Regions from separate parts of the Mus musculus genome. Here region 2 is linked to region 1. Evidence: chromatin contacts called from ENCODE Hi-C or POLR2A ChIA-PET data. All regions are on one chromosome and are shown on one strand. Each heading gives the region's core, a stretch centred on a gene start or an enhancer-like site at or near the end of the contact. The rest is flanking DNA. Distances are from core to core; before and after follow the strand shown.

Region 1 (6,152 bases), core at 1,291-3,790:
ATGTTTCTTACTAGCCCTCCCTTGAAATCAAAAGGTTCTTAAATTTAATCAGTTTATGCAGCGTATTAACATATATACCTTCAAAAGGTACTAAACACCTGTAACAAAAAAGGGGACTCTACTCAATGATAAACTTCTCCATCTTGATCCTTGGGGGGCTTCCAACAGATAATTTTATCATTCCTCTGGCAATGGTAAAATTTAAAGACATGGTGCCAAGCCTCAAAATGAATAGGGGTGGAGGACGGTTAACAGTTTTAATTTACATGGTTAATAAAAAATAAATGACCTAATAATTATGAGGGCTGGGGTGTAGCCCTGTAATACAGCAGTGGTCCACTATAAGACTCAAGGGGAAAGGAGAAAAGGATGGAAACTTTGTTGTCAAGTGTAACTCACAAGACTATATCCCAGAATTTCAAGTATTAACTAAGACTCACTATTTTAGGTTAACAACAAAAAACAAAACCCATTTAAAAAAAAAAAAAAAAAAAAAAGCTGCTGAGGGAGGGGAGCAGGATTTCTGGTTATTTGGAAGTTTGAATTAAGTTATTCCAACCATTCAGAACATTTCATCATCAGGAAGGGTGCAGAACGGCACACCTAAGACGGTCAGCTAGGGCTGACCTTCCTTAGAAACTCCATCTGAATTTGGTGCCTGCCAAATTCCCAGGACTGATAACAGAAGTCAACTGTTAAACCAACACCATGTATTCAGCAGATTATCACATACGGGTCCTGGCTCATAGTAATGGCTCAATAAACACTTGAGAAATCAATGAGGAATTATTTTTCAAAGGTATAGTACTCTAGAAACCACGATAATCTTTCAAAACTCATACTACCATTAGACATCGTAATGAAACTACAAAGTGGAAACAAGCAAGCTACAAGCACCAACTGCCCTATTTACAACACACACTTTAAATTTTAAACTTACAAATTTTCAAGCTTATACATGTACATAAACTTTCAAGAACAGAAGGAAAAACTCAGATTATTAATTTAAGTCATTCAATAAATAAGCTCTTATTTCTTTTAATGAAAAATCAGTGTCAGGGTGAGATGAAAGGGGAAAATGTCTGTCAACGTATTCGGCATGTTTAATGGATGCCATAAATCAAATCTTCCCATGAATTTTCTAGAGCATATTCACGTCAATCTTTGAGCCTATTGTCACTTTCACACATGCTCACGGGAACAAAATGACAAAGAATGCTATGCCTCAACCACTGGATCCGGGCAAGAAACATTTGATTAGCAATTACCAAAGCTATGGATAATAAATATAGACATATTTTCAAAATACAATAATCCGAACGACTCATAAACCGAAGCTCTGAATTTCTTTACAAGGCTTACTAGACTGCTGGACTTTCAAACGTTTTCTTCTTTTTTTTAAAGGTGCTGATAATCTCCTTGTGCGAGACAACCGGGAGCGAACAGCCCATTTACCGATTGCTAACGAATACGACTTCGCATTTTCCAGACAAAAGGGCGTTAAAAGAGATCCGATGCAAATTTATTCTTCCCTGGTAAAGGAGTGTTCTCCCGAATTCCATTTTATGGAGTATACTTAAAGTTAAAGGCAGCAAGTTCATTTTTTAGTCAAAAGCACTAGGTGCCTTACTAGCTGTGTGACTGCTACATCTGGTGGCAGAACACTTGCATGCAAGGAGCCAGAAAACTTAGAAAACAATTGTAACCGATCTCAGTGCGTGTTTTGCAGAAACCTTCAAGCAGGAATTTCCACCAAAAAAAAAAAAAAAAAAGCCCACCACCCTTGGGCAGAAAGGAACACGAGCGTACTTGCAACCCACGAGCATAACGTTCAAACATGCAGGAGCCGATGGCGAAGGAAGGAAAGTTGCAACCATCTGGGGGGGGGGGGGGGGTGGCACGAGCAGCCTTGCCCACGAGTCGGTCTGCCGTTGGGATCGCTCTAGGGGCCGCGATGGGGATCCGACTCGGATCCGAGGCAGCCCAGAGCATGCGGGAGGCGGGCGAGGGGCATCTTAACCGGTCCCGGCGGCCCGGCTTGCGGCGCGGGGACCGCCTCTATGGGAGGAGTGCGGGCTAGGGGAGGGGGCTCGCGCGCCGAGGCTGCACCGCGAGGGCAAACCCACCCGAGCCCCGAGGCCAGGAGGCTCAGGGAGCCAGGGCAGGCCTCCCGCCCGCGAACCGCCACCCCCCACCCCAGCCCGGGGTCCGCGCGGGCCGAGGGAGCCCGCGGGAGGGCGCGGCGGCGCTTACCTTCCCTGGGCCTCCCGGATGGCGGCGTGTGATTCAGCAGGGACCTGGCCGCCGCCGCCGAGCCCGGGGTTGGAGACGTGGAGAGCCGGGACCAAGATGGCGGCCCCTCCAAACTTCCACTGCTACTTTGGACACTCATCAAGCTACTTTCTGGGAGCCCGACTCCCCCCCTGCGACGGCGGCGGCACCGGCACCCGCCTCCGTCATGGCGGGGGCCGCGCTGAGGGCGAGCGCGGGCGCGAGGGCTGGGAGGGGAGCGCCGCGCCGCCGAGGGAGCGCGCCGGGCGGAGGGCGGGCGGGGAGGGTAGCGCCGAGGGGAGGCGAGTGGCCGGGGCCGCGGGGCCGGGGCCGGAGCGCGGGCGGAGCGCGGGCCGCGCCGACCGAGGCCACTTCCGCGGGCGGAACCTGCCGGCACCTCTGCAGTGCGTCGGGCCCCGGCGTCGCCCGGGCGGTGGCGGGCGGTGGGTGGCGGCTGAGGCGGCGGGGTAACCTCTGCATCAGTTACGGGCGGCGGCGGCGGCGGCGTCACGCGCCGCCAATGCAAACACTATCGCGAGGCTCCTGCGCCTCCGGTAGCAGCGGCGGCGGCGGCGGCCGCGGGGCCGGCAGGGGGGAGGGGGGAGGGCCCTGCCCGGGCGGGGCGAGGGCGGGGAGGGCGCGAGCGCGCTGGGAGGCGCGGGGCCCGCGGCGCGGCGCGGAGCGGCGAGTCGCGTGCGCGGAGCCGGCCGGAGGGAGGCGCGCCCCCGCTGCCACCTGCCTCCCCCTCGCCGCGGCGCGCCTGCTCCGAAGCGCGCCCCACACCCAGCCTGCCCGAGACGCCTCTGCTCTCGCCTGGCTCCGGAGTCTCAAAATGGAACTGAAAAGTTGAGAGTTGCTTCTTGCCCTTCAGGAGAAAAAGAAGAAAGAGAAGAAGGAGAAGAAGGAGAAAGAAAGAAAGAAAGAAAGAAAGAAAGAAAGAAAGAAAGAAAGAAAGAAAGAAAGAAAGAAAGAAAGAAAGAAAGAAAGAAAAAGAAAGAAAGAGCAGTGTGCACTTATCCATCTGCAAAACAGGAGTAGTCACGGAATTAAAAAAAAAAGAACCTAAGAAAATAAAACTTTCCTTAAAACAATCTACCAAAAGAATTGAGAAACCCTACCGGTGGGGTAGCCTGAGTGTGTGGTATAGCTGTTTGTTCTTTGTTTTCACAGAAGTGGAAAATCTAAATAGAAAATGTTGACTACTGAATTCACAGTAAAAAACACAAAAAACAAAAAAACTATAGTGTTCATCTTGAAGAAGGTATAGTTTCTAGAAATTTCCAGTTTCTGGTGCCGCTGTTGAGTATTGACGACGAATTCCCAAAACAAATTACAGCATTTGCTAAAATTTATAGATAGAGCATAGCTTTCTGCACACCCACGTACACACACCAGCGATTGGCCATCTTGTTCATAAAAGAGCAAGTCTGGTAGTCCAGGAAAAATACGACAAGGTTACTGCTCTCTTTAAACCAAATTGAATAGAACACTAAAATGATTATGCTATAGAGCAACTGTGCAGGCATAAGGAAATGACATGATTACCAGGGGGACCAAAATGTCATTTCTATTTTTTATTTTTATGACTTTGCATTTCTCATCGTAATGTTTTCTTCAGATAAACTGTACTCCCAGAATAGAGCCTTGGTTGTCAGCTATGCCAGAAGTCACTGGGGTGTTCCTGTGCTTCAGATTCTTGTTTTCAGTCACATTCTGCTTTTGAAACCTAAGAACTCACAAATTGAACAACTTTATTGACATAGAACTCACTGTAAAGTGTGTGGCTTTAGTTCACACTGTAGGGTGTATACAGCTCTGATGCCCCTTGTACAATCAGTAGCAAACATCTGTTGCCCACTCAACTCCCTTCTCCCCACCCCTTTGAGGTTCCTACCTGCCCCATTTCCATCCCCCTCAGAGCCATATATCTTCTTTCTATGCCACGGAGTAATTTGAATTTTCCTGAATTTTAGATGAAGTGTCCAGTGTTTTCTTCTGGACATAAAGTGGTTTCCCTGAACATAATTATTTTAATAGCCATATGGTTACATTTTCTTGTACGAATATATCCTGCCTTATCCCTTGAACTGTGATGGACATTTGCATTCTCCCTTTTCTACTTTAATACTTCCATGAACACTCGTGTGCAAGCCTTTGTATGGACATACACCCATGTCTTGGTTGCTTATCTATGACTTTATATGATATGTATATATATACTCTGCTTGCTTGGTCTTCTATATACTGGGGATCAAGCCTAGTGCTTCATACCTGCTAGGCAAACCCTCTACCCCAGCCCCTCTTTCTTTTAAGAGTAAGCTTAGTTTGCACACTGTATCATAAAGGACACAGAACAGGAAGGAAGTTAAAAGAACTGAGTTTAATGTCAATAACTATTAAAAAAATCAACTTTCCCATCTATAACAAAGATGGTTAGACTCATTGGGTGACTCCTGTCATTTCCAAGACTTTCATTGAGAGTTCCATTCCTCATAAACTGTAAATAAATCCCAAGGCAGAAAAGCAAGGTGGCTCGAGTCTTTAGTCCCACCACTTGGATGGTAAAGGCGAGCGGATTGCTTTGAATGCCAGGCTAGGCTGGACTACAGATACCTTCCTGACAACGTTTTGTGCACCCTGGGTTTTTTTGTTGTTTTGTCTTTTTCAGTGATGAGTAGAGGTGCGTGGCACATGCATAGGCGAGCTACCTCAGTTCTATTTTGCCTGTGGCTGCTGCCCGAGAAGGACGTTACAGATGCTGCTCTTGCCTTCTTGTGGCTTGTGATGAAGATAATGCACTTATCACCTTCTAAAGAAACCTCTCCCAGTTATAAGGAGCTGAGCAGAAAAACAAACGGGCTTAGCCTAAAAATGGCATGCCATGCAGCATCTGAATGCACGCCTTCAAAATTTACCAAATGGTAGGGATAGAATTTTCAGAGTACATTACAGTAAGTAAAACATGGGTATGACTGCCATTTGTAAGTTTGTACAAAAATATATGACTAGAAGGGTTACACCACAAAAGGTTAGTGACCACAATACAGGTTTTGAGACTATATAGCTATTGTTTCTACCTCTGTCTTTCCCCAAGTGGTGCACAGCAAAATATATTTTTTATGTTCAGGGGAAGTTCATTAAATGACCTTTAAATAATTTAAGCATAAAATGTCTCTAGACAAAAATTATATAAATAGGTAATTTTGGGGGGCTGGAGAGATGGCTCGGTGGTTAAGGGCACCGACTGCACTTCCAGGGGTCCTGAGTTCAATTCCCAGCAACCACATGGTGGCTCACAACCATCTGTAATGGGATCTGATACCCAATTCTAGTGTGTCTGAAGATGGCTACAGTGTACTCATATAAATAAAATAAATAATTCTTTAAAAATAAGTAAATAGGTAATTTTGTAAGCTGTATACCCTAGCTCCTTAGTAGCTTGAAGCAGGAAGACCATGAGTCCAAGGCCAACTGGGTCATACAATGTGATGGTTTGTATATGCTTGGCCTAGGGCAGGGCACCACTAGGAGGTATGGCCTCGTGAGAGTAGGTTTGTCACTGTGGGCATGGGCTTTAATACCTTGGTCCTTGCTGCCTAGAAGCCAATCTTCTCCTAGAAGCCTTCAGATGAAAATGTAGAATTCACAGCTCCTCCTATAACATGCCTGCCTGAATGCTGCCACGTTTCCGTCTTAATGATAATGGACGGAACTTCTGAACCTGTAAGCCATCCCTAATTAAATGGTGTCCGTGTAAGAGTTGTCTTGGTCATGGTGTCCGTTCACGGCAGTAAAACCTAACTAAGACATATATCAAGAATCTGTCTTGAAAAATGTGTCTGTGTTTATGTGCATGTAACCACTTAAGTATAGAGTAATAG
Region 2 (6,873 bases), core at 1,251-3,750, 230 kb after region 1:
ACATTAGAAAAATATATATAGGTCTCAATGCAAGAGAAGTGTACCAAGAAGGCCAGGACAGATGGATTTGCTTTCTGGATTTTTAAGGTCCAGTAAAACAGTACAAATGATCACAACGAGTAAGTGGTCACTTAGCCAGGCAGTGGTGGCGCACGCCTTTAATCCCAGCACTTGGGAGGCAGAGGTAGGCGGATTTCTGAGTTCAAGGCCAGCCTGGGTCTACAGAGTGAGTTCCAGGACAGCCAGGGCTATACAGAGAAACCCTGTCTCGGAAAAACAAAAACAAAAACAAAAGCAAAAACAAACAAACAAACAAAAAGAATAAGTGTGCACTTGAATTTACTGGTTACATAGCTCTGCTTCACTTAGTTCACAAAAAGCCTGGTTATTATAGTTGCACAAAAGCTACATAGGGTTTTATATATGGTTTTATATTTGCATACATTTAACATACCAAAAATACTTTAACAATGAAAGACTCTAGGTTGGATTCTGGTTTGAGACATTCTGTGGTGGGTAACTAGGAGCCACTAAGAATGATGTGACAGCTTTGTGCATTAGTGAAATCACTCTCTAAAAGGCTGCGGCAGGTTGGGAATCGAGAGTCTCCAAGTGTAGGCAGGAAGAACAATCAGAAGGCTAATTAATAATGGGATAGAAAACAGGAAGGCATAAAACTACTGGGATGAAAAGACTGGACAGAAATAGAATCAAAAGTACTTGGTTGTGGGAGAGGCAGAGATGGTCTAATGACTCTCCTTAGGGATCCCAGTGGTAAGATCAATAGCACAGGAAGGGAGCATTCAGAAGGCCGGGTAAGAATGGGGACTGCCCAAGCCGTGAATATTGTGCAGTCCCTCAGCCAGCTCACTGGCTGTCGACTGTGAGGAAAGAAACCACTTACTATGATGATTTAGGGGCCAAGCTTGATGCCTCGTGGAAAAACCTGAAAAACACTGAGAGGCAACTGGCCTTGAAGTACCACCCTGGTAAGAGTGGACGTGAAGGAGAAGCAAGTAAACAGTCTTCTCAAGCGCACAGAGTTTCCAGAGGTTAAGCATTCAGACCTGGGAGAAACTGGGGGGACTTTGGTCCAAACCAAGAAAGACAGCGCCATTACAGTAGAGCAGCAAGTGAGGGGCATGGCCCTCATGTCTGAATGGGTGGTCTGCATCCAGTTGTTGGGACTTAATATGTTAAAGTGAATGCGCGGAAGGTATGATCACAATATGCCCACTACTTGCTACTGTTTTTGTGGTAATAGTGGAGCATAGTGGCATCTTAGAAGTCATGTGAAAAACAAGCACAGAAACCAAAGCTCAGCCATGGTGGGAGAGCACAGAAAGACAAGAGCTGCGACAAGAAAGACAAAAAGGAAATGATGAGTGCAATTCAGCAATGATTTGCATTTCGCTTCAGCCAAAGAAAATCCAGCTATATTTTTCTGGGTTCCAGCATTTCAGTGACAGCTGCATTCATGAATGACCAAATTAACTATTGTGGAGCTTTCTAAAAATATACAAAGCACTCACTCCACCGTATGCTATAAGCAGGTCATGAAATATCAGGGGGGGAAAAAAAAAACCTCCAACAAAACAACCAAACAAACAAACAAAAAAGCCAGACCCCGAAGGAAATGCATCAAGGGTATAAGAGTTTTCCATTTAAAACAACAAAATGAAACGGCTAACGTTTGATCCAGCACATCCATCCTGTACTGTACTTCTGTCGATCAGAAAGCTGGTGTGCTTACTGACTTTTTCTTTAAGCACTTAAGATCACGGAGTGGCATGCCAAGTCTATTAAGTCTATGTGGGAGATGCAGACACCACACTAAAGGGGTTTACAATGAGGTTACGGGTCGCATTTGGTATACAGTTACGGAAATTTTTAGTATGTTAGTAATTTTGAACACGCAGGCTGAGCTAGTTCACAGAGAATGTTATTTTTTACTTAGAGAAGTCAACCTGGATTATCTTAGGCAGTTCAATAAGAATGCAAACATTTCATATTTTATTCCCTATAAGGGGGAAAAATGGAAGGAGGAAGAAAACACAGCAATTACCACAAAACCAGTCAGGGTCCCCGCTGGCCACACAAGGACGAGCCTTTGGGAAGGAGAAATTCAATCCTACTTTGATGGGAAAAACAGCAACTTTCACCACTAATTACCATACAAAAGCATAGTGGTTACACAACTAAATGTTGAAGTCAACCTCATCCACAACGTCCCAAGTGCGGCTGAGGGAAAGCCACGGGGCGTACCTTTGGAGGGTCCCACTGGCCACAACGCCCCTCTGGACGCGTGGCCAGAGCCTTGCAGGGCCAAAGGAGGGGTTGGCAGTCGTCCCACGACCAGGGCAGAAAGGGACTGCTTCCTGGGACACACAGGTGAAGCGACACCACCAGGTGGCTGCACAGCACCCACCAAAGCTATCCAGGTTTACCGCGTGCAGCCCGGAAGGCTACCCGACCCACTGCGCAGCCCTACGGCGCAGCCTATTAGGGCCAGGAGAGGCGGGCTAGGGGCAGGGAGGGGTGGGGCGGGGCCAGGCCAGCCCTCGCTCTGCCTGACGGGAATTGTAGTTCTGAAAAAGAAGCCATAGGGGCGGAAAAGGCCAAGGGGACTACATTTCCGGGAGAGGGAGTGGATACGGAGGGCCGCGAGGTGCAGCGTTAATCCCGAGAGCAGAAAGAAGGGCCAGGAAGGCGCCGTTGATTCTGTTCCTTTGCGTCAAATCCGTGTGTCGCTACCTCTTGATCTCTGCCCCGAGTCCCCAGCGCGGGGTCCCGCGTCAGCCTTCCTTTGAGGTTCGCAGGTGGCGGCTGCCACCCCTCGCGGAAGTGAGGGGCGCGCCCCTCCTGGGCCCTGCGGACCCCTAGTCTCCATGGGCCGGACCCGGAAGGCCAATGTGTGCCGCAGGCTGAGTCGCCGGGCTCTGGGCTTCTATGCACGCGACGCAGGCGTGGTGCAGAGGACGAACCTGGGCATCCTGCGGGCGCTGGTGTGCCAGGTGACGCCCGCCGAAGTCGGGGTGCCCGGGGTCCAACCTCCTGCCGGGCTGCAGTTTTTTACGCGCTCTGATACCCCTTTGAGGGTCTTACGTGGGGAGGGGCATCCGTGTCCCGCAATTAGGGTATTAGAAAATAGGTACTCAGGTCCGCCGCCTGGCGTAGTTTTTAAAAAGCTTCTTTTGCCTTCCTGCAAACAATCGATTCAAAACTTGGGCATCCAACTAAACCGACATCTATGGGCAGAGGGAGAAAAAAAAAAAAAAAAAAGGAGAAACAATGTACTTTAAAACTGTAGATTTCAACTACCCACCGAAAATGGTTCCATAGCAGGGGACTGAGTTCTTTCCTAAACTGAAATTCTTTGTGTCTTTCAGGAGAGTACTAAATTTAAGAATGTTTGGACAACTCATTCCAAGTCACCTATAGCCTATGAGAGAGGAAGAATATATTTTGACAATTACCGGTGCTGTGTCAGCAGGTAAATTCTTGGTGATGATTTTTTTTTTTTTTTGCTATAATCCACCTGACCCTAGTTTTTATAGAACCACGTGGCTTCTTTAGTACTTAGTGAAATTGGAAGATGAAAAAAAAAAAAAAAATGAGTCCATAATAAAACTAGGTGGAAAATGCATGTGATCTTAAAAACTCGTTAAGTCTAAAGTTTCGGACTTCATCTTTGTAAATACTTTTATTTCACACAAAATTATAGCACAGGCAAAATAATACGTTTCTCAGCACAGTTTGCTGTTTTATACCCATTTAAAGATCAGAGTCCAGAAAATGGGTTGTGAAATAATTAGATGCTGCTTAGGAGACAGGCATTTTGTTTTAGAAGTACTTTTTTTTTTTTCCCAAGAGAAAAAAAATGTTCAAACAAAAGTATAGTATTTGTAGATAAATAGTATTTAACAGCCAGCCTCCATCCATTCAAGGTCAGACTGAAGAGAACGACACAGTGAATTGATGCTTCCATGCCCGTCACCTGGATTAAGGGATTATGGAATTGCCGCTCTTTATCTTTCACTTTGCATCTGTAAGAATTATGGGCATTTTTCTGTGTGCCAAGCTTCAGTGGTGTTGTTCCTCCGGAGCAAATCACCTTGTTGAGATAGGTTCTCCTTTCACTGGACTGGGAAGCTAGAATACCTGTAGACAGCCTGGTCAGCAAGTGCTATGAATTTGCCTGTCTCCACCTCCACAACTCTAGGAAAACCATGAGTATTGGGGATCTAAATTCCGGTCCTCATGCTTGCAGGGCACCAGCTGGAACTATCTCAGAAGTGATTAATAACGCCTAAGTTCTTTTCTTGTGGGATCAGAAACTGGAAGTCAGAGAGACTAGTGATTTTTGAGGTTTGCCTTGACTCCAGGAGGTATCTTTTTTTTTTTTTTTTTTTTTTGGTTCTTTGGCAAATCGCCCAACCTACAATTTATTAGCCTTTAGTGCTGGTGAATCTACCCATGTCCCTCGATTCGCCCTTGGATGTAACTTCCAGTGATTGACAGAGTACACACATACTTGAAATTCTCTGCATCTGTTGCAGGTAAAGTCAGTTTTATTAGAAAGAACTTGGGGCTGTTTCATGGCCTGCTTCTTTTCCCAGGCAGTCTTCAAGTCGACTCCACGGAGCTGGTCATGGGAGTCAATGCAGTGACTCCCCTAACAGAAAAAGCTGAGCAGTTTAGGAAGCTGAGGGAATGCTCAGGCCAGGAAAGAAAGATAAGGCCAATCGGGACCTTACAAAGAAAAGTGTAGTTAGGGCCCTGTTACTCTACACTGTAGTTATACCCAAGGTAGAGTCTCCATGGGAGCCCCAACTTTCAACTATACTAAGGTAGGACTCAGCCCCAACAACTCATGGCTTGGGCTGGATGAAAACAGGGTCACCCTTCCCATTCTCCAGAGATTGCCTTCCAAGTCAGAGCAGCAGGGGACAGATCCTGGCACTCAGTCAGTCATAACAGTTTAGAGCTGTGATAGCATCTTGTTGAGCTAGAAGAAGGATGCAGGGGAACATGCCTGGATCAAACACTGTGGGCTTCCACTGTCTTTACTGAATTCCAGGAGATTTTCTGGAATAAATGCTTCTCCCTATGCTTTTACGAAAACAGCCAAAGGCTTTAAGTGGTTTCCTTTCATTTCTTCAATTTTCCAGAAGGCAGTGTCTATAAGCCTCTGATTCTAGCAGTGGCAGTCTGGACATTCTCTTACACCATTCTCATGATGCCCATCCTCTGCCTTGCAGTGTTAACAGTGACTCTTAGGCACCGTTTCATACCCAGGGTGTTGCCTTCCCAAGTCAGAGACAGTTATTTTGATTTTAAAAAGTTCAGTCAGAGTAAATGCCATTGATTGCTGTCGCAGTGATAAATGATGCAGGTGTTCTTCACCGTTCTGTTGCAGAGGGTGGCACCCACAGTTAGAGTCACATGAGATTGCTTTCACTCCTGTGACATTCAGTTTGATTTAAACCTTTGAGTTACTGAGAGAATACCAGAGGTGAATAAAATGTCATCCTGGAAATTGTTTCTCTTCTCAGTAGTTGAACTTTAAAGTTCGTCAGTTAGAAAGAAAAAAAGACATCTATGACTGCATCTCAGTAGTTGTCAGAGTAGAGACTAGCTGGAGGTGGGGTAGGGGCCTGTAGCGTCAGCCCAGGGAAGCTGAGGCAAGGGGGATTGCTTGAGGACAGCTTGGGCAAGATTGTTTCCAAAGTAAGCATCCAGGATACAGTTTTCACTGTTTAGGTAAAGAGGGTGTATGTAGTTTGGGGGATGGTGGCCTGAGAGAGGGGGCACTGGCAAAGCCCCTGAAATGTTTCCCAGGCTACCTTGAAGTTGCTGGAAGATATATGTTCAAAGATAGTAGAAATAGACATATATTTAATATTTATGAAAGGAATAAAGTAGGCATAAAGAGTGTTTCTTTTTGTATCCACAAGTGCGCAGTCAAAATAATATGTCTTAGAGTTACTGTGCTGTTAGGAAACACCATGATCAAATAAACTTGGGGAGGAAAGAGGTTTATTTGGCATATATTTCTCCATCACTACTCATCTCTGAAGAAAGTCAGGACAGGAACTCACACGTGACAGGAACCTGGCGGCAGGAGGATATAGAGGAATGCTGCTTACTGACTTGCTCCCTCTGGCTTGCTTAGCCTGCTTCATAGAGAAACCAGGACCACCAGCCTAGGAATGGTACCACCCACAGTGGTACAGTCATCAGTCACTAATTAAGAAAATGCCTACAGGCTTTCCTACAGCCTGATCTTTTTTTTTTTTTTTTTTTTTTTTTTGGTTTTTCAAGACAGGGTTTCTCTGTGTAGCCCTGGCTGTCCTGGAACTCACTTTGTAGACCAGGCTGGCCTCAAACTCAGAAATCCGCCTGCCTCTGCCTCACAAGTGCTGGGATTAAAGGCGTACACCACCACGCCCGGCTTTTAAATGCTAAGGGCCAGAGACATGGCTCAGTAGTTAAGAGCACTGGCTCTTTTTTGTTGTTGTTGCCTACAGCCTAATCTTATAGACTTTTTCTTATTTGAGGTTCGCTCTTGTCTGGTCACTCTTGTGTGTGAAGTTGATATAAAACTAGCTGACACATTACAGGACCTTCTATTTTTAATCTGTATATTATCTTTCTTAAGAGCAAGAGGATAAACTCAGTGAATTCAACAGACATTTACAGTGAATGTTTAAGGATTTAATTAAGAATTCAGTATAATACTATTTTGTAAAGCAATCTCCAGGTGACTTTACTTACATAAGGAAAATCTGGAAGATAAACCAAAATGTGGGTTTGTTTTAAGTGATTTATTATTTTTATTAATTTTATTTATGTGTATGCCTCTGTGTGCAT

The links. A loop is a pair of places that touch in the nucleus more often than their neighbours do. ChIA-PET counts read pairs that join two places held with the same protein, here RNA polymerase II (POLR2A).
Region 2: POLR2A ChIA-PET joins it to region 1 with 15 read pairs in Patski. The contact joins the promoter of Mettl8 here to the promoter of Tlk1 in region 1. A Hi-C loop is called at or near these places in 2 of 37 maps with a recorded cell type or tissue (heart and left cerebral cortex). POLR2A ChIA-PET finds 5 or more read pairs at or near these places in 1 of 5 experiments (Patski).

Annotation. Positions count from the first base shown.
Region 1 is chr2:70,822,940-70,829,091 of GRCm38, forward strand. Tlk1 (tousled-like kinase 1) reads right to left here and starts at 2,541. Exons shown (of 20, transcript NM_172664.3): 1 at 2,254-2,541. The coding sequence starts at 2,392.
Region 2 is chr2:71,053,106-71,059,978 of GRCm38, forward strand. Mettl8 (methyltransferase like 8) reads right to left here and starts at 2,501. Exons shown (of 10, transcript NM_145524.3): 1 at 2,266-2,501. It overlaps Dcaf17 (DDB1 and CUL4 associated factor 17), which reads left to right and starts at 2,639. Exons shown (of 14, transcript NM_001165980.1): 1 at 2,639-3,014; 2 at 3,390-3,493. The coding sequence starts at 2,889.